Linked DNA regions of Mus musculus: region 1 is linked to region 2. A link is a loop called in an ENCODE intact Hi-C map of the cell type or tissue named here. Cell type or tissue: heart. All regions are shown on one strand. Each heading gives the region's core, and the rest is flanking DNA. Links, peaks and the distances in the headings are about the cores only.

What was found. Peaks named below come from ENCODE experiments on the same cell type or tissue, not always from the same donor. Only the 100,000 strongest peaks of a DNase experiment are listed, where the experiment ranks them.
Region 1: a loop joins it to region 2, with 5 times the contacts of the local background. A loop is called at or near these places in 13 of 42 quality-filtered maps.

The regions. Positions count from the first base shown.
Region 1 is chr13:94,142,208-94,145,014 of GRCm38, forward strand. The region is part of intron 2 of Lhfpl2 (lipoma HMGIC fusion partner-like 2); the gene reads left to right. Among named protein-coding and RNA genes, the nearest start is that of Lhfpl2, 86 kb to the left of the region's middle. In heart, for the core only: a CTCF peak has its summit at 1,298; a DNase peak (open chromatin) is centred at 1,304; H3K4me3 peaks cover 537 bases; H3K27ac peaks cover 1,143 bases.
Region 2 is chr13:94,203,769-94,206,575 of GRCm38, forward strand. It overlaps Scamp1 (secretory carrier membrane protein 1), which reads right to left. Exons shown (of 9, transcript NM_029153.1): 9 at 1-395. The coding sequence ends at 231. Among named protein-coding and RNA genes, the nearest start is that of Scamp1, 80 kb to the right of the region's middle. In heart, for the core only: a CTCF peak has its summit at 1,697 (motif pointing left); a DNase peak (open chromatin) is centred at 2,507.

The sequences.
Region 1 (2,807 bases), core at 78-2,577, 62 kb before region 2:
CACTCAGAAACGGAAGCCTCCCAAGGAGCCTCCTGGAGAAAGCAAACCCCACCCCATCCCCGAGGTGGGGTGGTAATGGGAGGCCTGTTAGAGACTGCTGCCTTCTCTCTTAAGGCTGCATCAGAGCCATCGCCGTAGAGCAGAATTCATTTCAGAAGGGACTGCAAGTAATTGGACACAAGCTTAATGACGTAGTTGTTTAAAACAATCCAAAAGTGGCCGAGTTACTTACTTTCTGCAACTTAAAGATTCTGGAGTTACATGGTGGCCCCCCTCTTTTTCCAACACAGGAATATATTTTTAAAAAGAAAAGTGCTTTAAAACACATACACACACACACACACAGAGTAGTCTGATTTTTTTCTGTGTGTGTGTGCTAGGCAGGCAGGATGTGTGAGGGACTATGGCCCTGGGTCCTGCTTTCCAAGGTTTCTTTTCTTTGTTGGGGGTCAGGGGTGCTAGGATCAAATTCAGGGCTCCAGGCACGGAAGGCAAGCCCTGCACTACTAAGCCATGTTCCTGGCCAATGAAAGGTGTTGGTTTTGTTTTTAATGGGTTTTTAGCTTAGTCATTCATGTGTTTATTTCCTATTTCCCCTTCCCTGTGTCACTGGATCATCCACTCGTGGACAGCTTGGGACCCGTTTTCGTAACTTTATCAGGGACCAGGTCTTTCAAACCTCACTGTAAGAGTATCTTAAGGGACTCCCACTCCTCCAAGAGCTTTGTCCCTAGAGTGGCAAGGAGCCTCAGAAAGAGTGGACAGGCCACAGCAGAGTACACAAGGCATGGCTTCTCAAATGCGACTTTCATTGGAAATGGGAGGCCATGGAGGCTCCATTGGGCCCTGGCCCTAGCTCTGGTTCGGTAATCAAGGAATACTTGGAAAATGCTACCTCCCCCATACACCCCCCAGTTCCCAACCCCCACTCCTCCCACCGCCACACACCAGACGCTCTTCCTCAGGCTTCCCACCACTCCCACCCAGAGACCCTAATGATTGCTCGTTTTCAAGGCAGGTCCTGGGAAATGGCACACATGAGATTGAAGTGAAGTGGAGATGCAGGGGTGGCTGAGAGGCAAGATTGCAGACTCAGGGTGATTTATCAAGCAGGTCATTAAGGGACAGGCTCCCAGCTTCCTCTAAGTGGGAGGCAAAGAGTCTTCTGTCCCTTTGTTCTTCCTGCCAAGATTGGTGCTGTTTTCCTTCATGGGGACCTCGGGCTCTACCCAGACGCGTCCCTGACACGTCCCTCGATAGCTCTGTCTGCCACTGCTAGAGGTCAGCATTGCTCCTTCCTTACCAAGGCTGCAGGCGCATCGCAGGCAGCGGGAGCTTTCTTGTTGCCAAGGGCTAAGGGTGCAGAGTAAAAGGGTGGAGTCTGCCTGGCAGGCATCATGGGGGTCAGCCCTGCAGAACCCCTTTAATAAGGCCCTGTCCAGCCCACAGAGGAAGAGCTTGTTTGGGGTGTAGCTTACTTTTAAATGCTGTGATTAGAGACCATGACCAAAGTAACTTACAAAAGAAATCATTTAAATGAGGGCTTGCTCACAGTTTCAGAGGGTGAATTCATGACCATTATGGCAGGAGAGGGGCGGCAGGCAGGCAGGCAGGCAGGCAGGCAGGCAGGGCACTGGAGCAGTAGCTGAGAGCTTCCACATTGGCACAACCCTGAAAGCGGGGTTGGGGGCATGAGCCTGTGTGCTAACCAGGAATAGTTTTGAAACTTCAAAGTGACAGTAGTGAGTGAATGCTTAAAGAGATGCCACAGATAAAAACACTCCCAGAGACCTCCCGGCTCAGAGATGCCAGACACGACATAGTTCTGAACGGCTCCTGCTGCTGACCACCAGGCCCTCGGCAGTTTGAGAGGGACAACTGAGTCCAGAGCTGTGACTGATATTTTGGAACTGAGAGGAGGAGCTTGGTCGGAAGCTGTCGACTGAGGGAAGACGCATCATGTTTCTTCTGTCCGTTTTGCAGTGTTGGCAGATAAAATTCTGCAGCCTCAGGATCACCAGTTAGAGCCTTTTTAAGGAAACAAACAAGACAGTGACCCAGTTCAGTCCCTCTTCATTTATAACACTGTGCATGAACCAAACAGTACCAGAGGTGACTGGAAGCTTTCCATACCATGGCTTAGTTAACGTAAAAACATGCCTCCTTAGCACACAGGCAGTGTGGGTCATGCTTGTCAGTTGCTTAGCATTTGCTGGTATAAAATGAATGCAAAATGGGGAAGGGAGGGGAAAGAAGGAAAGAGAGTGTTGGGGGGGGTTCATCTGTGCATTTTGAAGACCACCTGTCTTAATCAGCTTTGAGCCACTCAGCTTTTCTGGAGAGTCACACAGCCTGTGTGACATACTAGGAGATCATTCACTACTGAGCTGTGTGGTCCCGACCGAGTGCCCTGTGAGATCAGAGAAAGGGGAGGTTTGCGTGGGCTGACACAGAATGAAAAGTACTTACTAACTTTGAAGAGAGACAGACGAAAACTTAAAAAAAAAAAAATAATAACAACAGTGATGTGTTTGGCCGGTTCTTACAGAAGCTTGGTGAGTGAGGTGAGGCGGGGGAGGGTGGGGGAGAACCCGGAGCAGGGATGTGACAGCTGTGTGGTTTTACGCCTTACTCCAGCCTCCATCTCAGGTGCTGATGCTCACGGCCTGGCCCTCGCCCACCACAGGCTAAAGTACCTTATTATCTGACCCAGTGTTGACCATATGGCAGGCCTTTTCCAGAGAGGTTGAGGGTGGTAGTCAGAGGAGATAGAAAAGTGGCTCAGATAACGAATATATTCCGAGTGC
Region 2 (2,807 bases), core at 197-2,696:
TTATTTAGCAGGTGATAGTTTTCTTCTGTGCAGAGCATGGAAATATTAAGAAACTATTAGGCAAAGTAATAAGACAAGGAAGTTTCTCTGGTTTTTAGACCATGCACATGTGGATTGGAAATACCCATGCTTTTGTGTATTGTGTGTTTCCAACAAAAAATATCTGTAGAATACAGTAACTGGAGAAAAAGATACAGTCCTAAGGAAACAGAGAACTGCTTCCAGGCTCGCTACATCTGGTTACCCTTGAAGGCGTTCTGCGCCGCGCTGGTTGCTGCGGTTGAGGCGGCGTTTGCAGCCGCTGTCTGAACAGTTTTATTGGACATCACTCCCGTTGCAAACTCTTGCTGGGCCTTCTCAAAACTAGCACCTGTTGTGCGGTACAGTCCATGCACCTGAGGAGGCAGAACCAAGGCGAGATGGTGAGATGCGATCCACACATTTGCTCAAACCACCCTGCCGTGTGCGAGGACCAGGCAGAGGTCAGAGGGGAGGTGGGGGGAACAGAAAAGAAAACCCATGAAATCAGCTTTTTACCCTAGGTCCAAAATAAACACAGGAGATGGCCATAGTGGGATTAACGGCGACACAGCGCCTTCAAAGACAGTAGCTGCCCTGTTCGGTCGAAGCAGACCAGGTTAGTCTATGCACTGGAGTACCTCCCCACGCAATGGTGTCGGACACCAACTTAACTGGTTAGCGGGACTCCCTCAGCACTATTCTGAATCATACGCTTCCAACCCCACACTCCTTACAAATGAAAACTACAGCTGAAGACCAGACATTTCAGGAAGTCTTCAAACAGTTAAAACACCTAGATTATCTTGGTTCTTAAAATGAACTAACTTCAAAACTTCTTTTGAAATACAAAAAGCCATTAGTAACTAGTGTACTAATGTGGGCATGAATATTTATGGGCAAGTTCCCAAATCCCATAGAAGACATAATGGAACCCAGGTTCTTCAGGGAATCCAACCTGTACTGCCTTCTTCTCACTTCAATGTTATGCTGTCCCAACTCTTAGTGATTGATTACTCAAAGGGAGATGTTCAGAGCTCCTGACAGCTCTCTGTGGCTCATTCCTGTCTTACTAACTGGCTCCTTTAGAACATCTACCACTTTTGCCCTGAAACACTATCCAGTACTTTGATAGTTCACTGTAGAAACAGAACAAACACAATAAGAAACAACTGATAGAAAATCAAACCTATTTGTGAAAGCTAAGGATTTCTGTCTATGAAGAAGCTCAGGAGATATAAATTCTTTCAACAGTTGGGCAGCGCAGGCTTAAACAACAATACCATGGCAGAAACCAAGGGACAATGAGCGTCCAACCCAACGATAACCTGGTCTAACTCGGGTAACCTGGGTTATCTCAGCTGTGAGATCTCAGAATGAGACTGAATCCTCAAAAGTACATTTACATCATCACAACAAACCAAGACTGCACAGCATGTCTAGAGGGGTGTGTGTGTGTGTGAGAGAGAGGGGGGGAGGGGAGAGGAGAGGAGAGGAGAGAGAGAGAGAAAGAGAGAGAGAGAGAGAGAGAGAGAGAGAGAGAGAGAGAGAGAGAGAGAGAGAGAAGAGAAGAACCGCCTGGCAACGCCTCTAGTCCAGAGCTGGGACTATGCAGACCTTCCTGAGGGCACGAACCGCCCATGAAGAGACTGACCCCTAGTGGTGACACGTTAGAGCTACATACTCCCTACAAGGGGGTCTGTGTGTTTATTTTTGATAATTTATTATTAATTTTTAAGTCAGTGTTGAAGAATCAGTACTCGGATCTCAGTTTACATCAGAGGTAGAAAAGACAAGAGGATTGATGGTTGCTTCAAATTATAATTTAGTTTATATTGCCATGTGTCATATCTCAGCATACCATATAAAAACATCATCTCATCTGACATCCTTAACTTCACAGGTAAGAGTGAGACAGTACCAGCTAACAGTGGATACGTGAGAGAGTCAACCAGTAACCTAATTTTGCATCTCAGATTTAAATTAGTTAAATCTAATTATTAACAGAGTATGCACTAAAATAGAGAATAGACACAATGCTGATAAATACTGTGACTTTATTGGGGAAATGATATTTATTCTGAATGCCTGACATGTGGATATAAGCTCAGTTATACAACTATCCCTTTCATGGAAAAGCAAAAACAGAAGGGGAGAAGAGTCCCTGAGCCTGCTCAGGACTGCCCGGCGTGCAGTCACTGAGTCACTGAGGAGTGAGCTCCCGGTGTCTTTCCTGTAGAACTGCTCTGGGGTGCTCTGCCCCTAGGCCTCTTCTGGCTCTATACCCCTATGTGCTCACTCAGGCTTCACTCACCTCAAGAAGCCAAAACTTCCCAGTCTGAAAACCCAGCCTAGATCTCTTTGCTTGCTTCTCCTTCTCTGTCTAGACGTCTACGGAGCTTATTCACACACATGGTCTACCAGTACTTGAAACCCCACGCCCCAGCCATGGCATCACCCTGACTCCAAACCTGCTCTTTTGATTTGTGCGTGTTGGGGGCGTGCCATCGAGCACCTGCGGAGGTCAGAGGGTAACATGCAGGAGCTGGTCCTCTCCTTCAACCACGTGGTTCCTGGGTCAGACCCAAGTGGTGTGCTTGGCACTTTTACCCACTGAGCCGTCTCATCAGCCCCAAACCTGTTCTTGCTAATGGCCATCCCCTAAGCCAAATGGCCTAGAGAAACCCAACAAGAATGAAGCCTGGCCTCTCTCATAGTGGGAGGAGTCAACTCAGGCTTCCAAGCCCTACCCCCTGCCCACAAATCCTCTATCTACTTCAGGATTACGT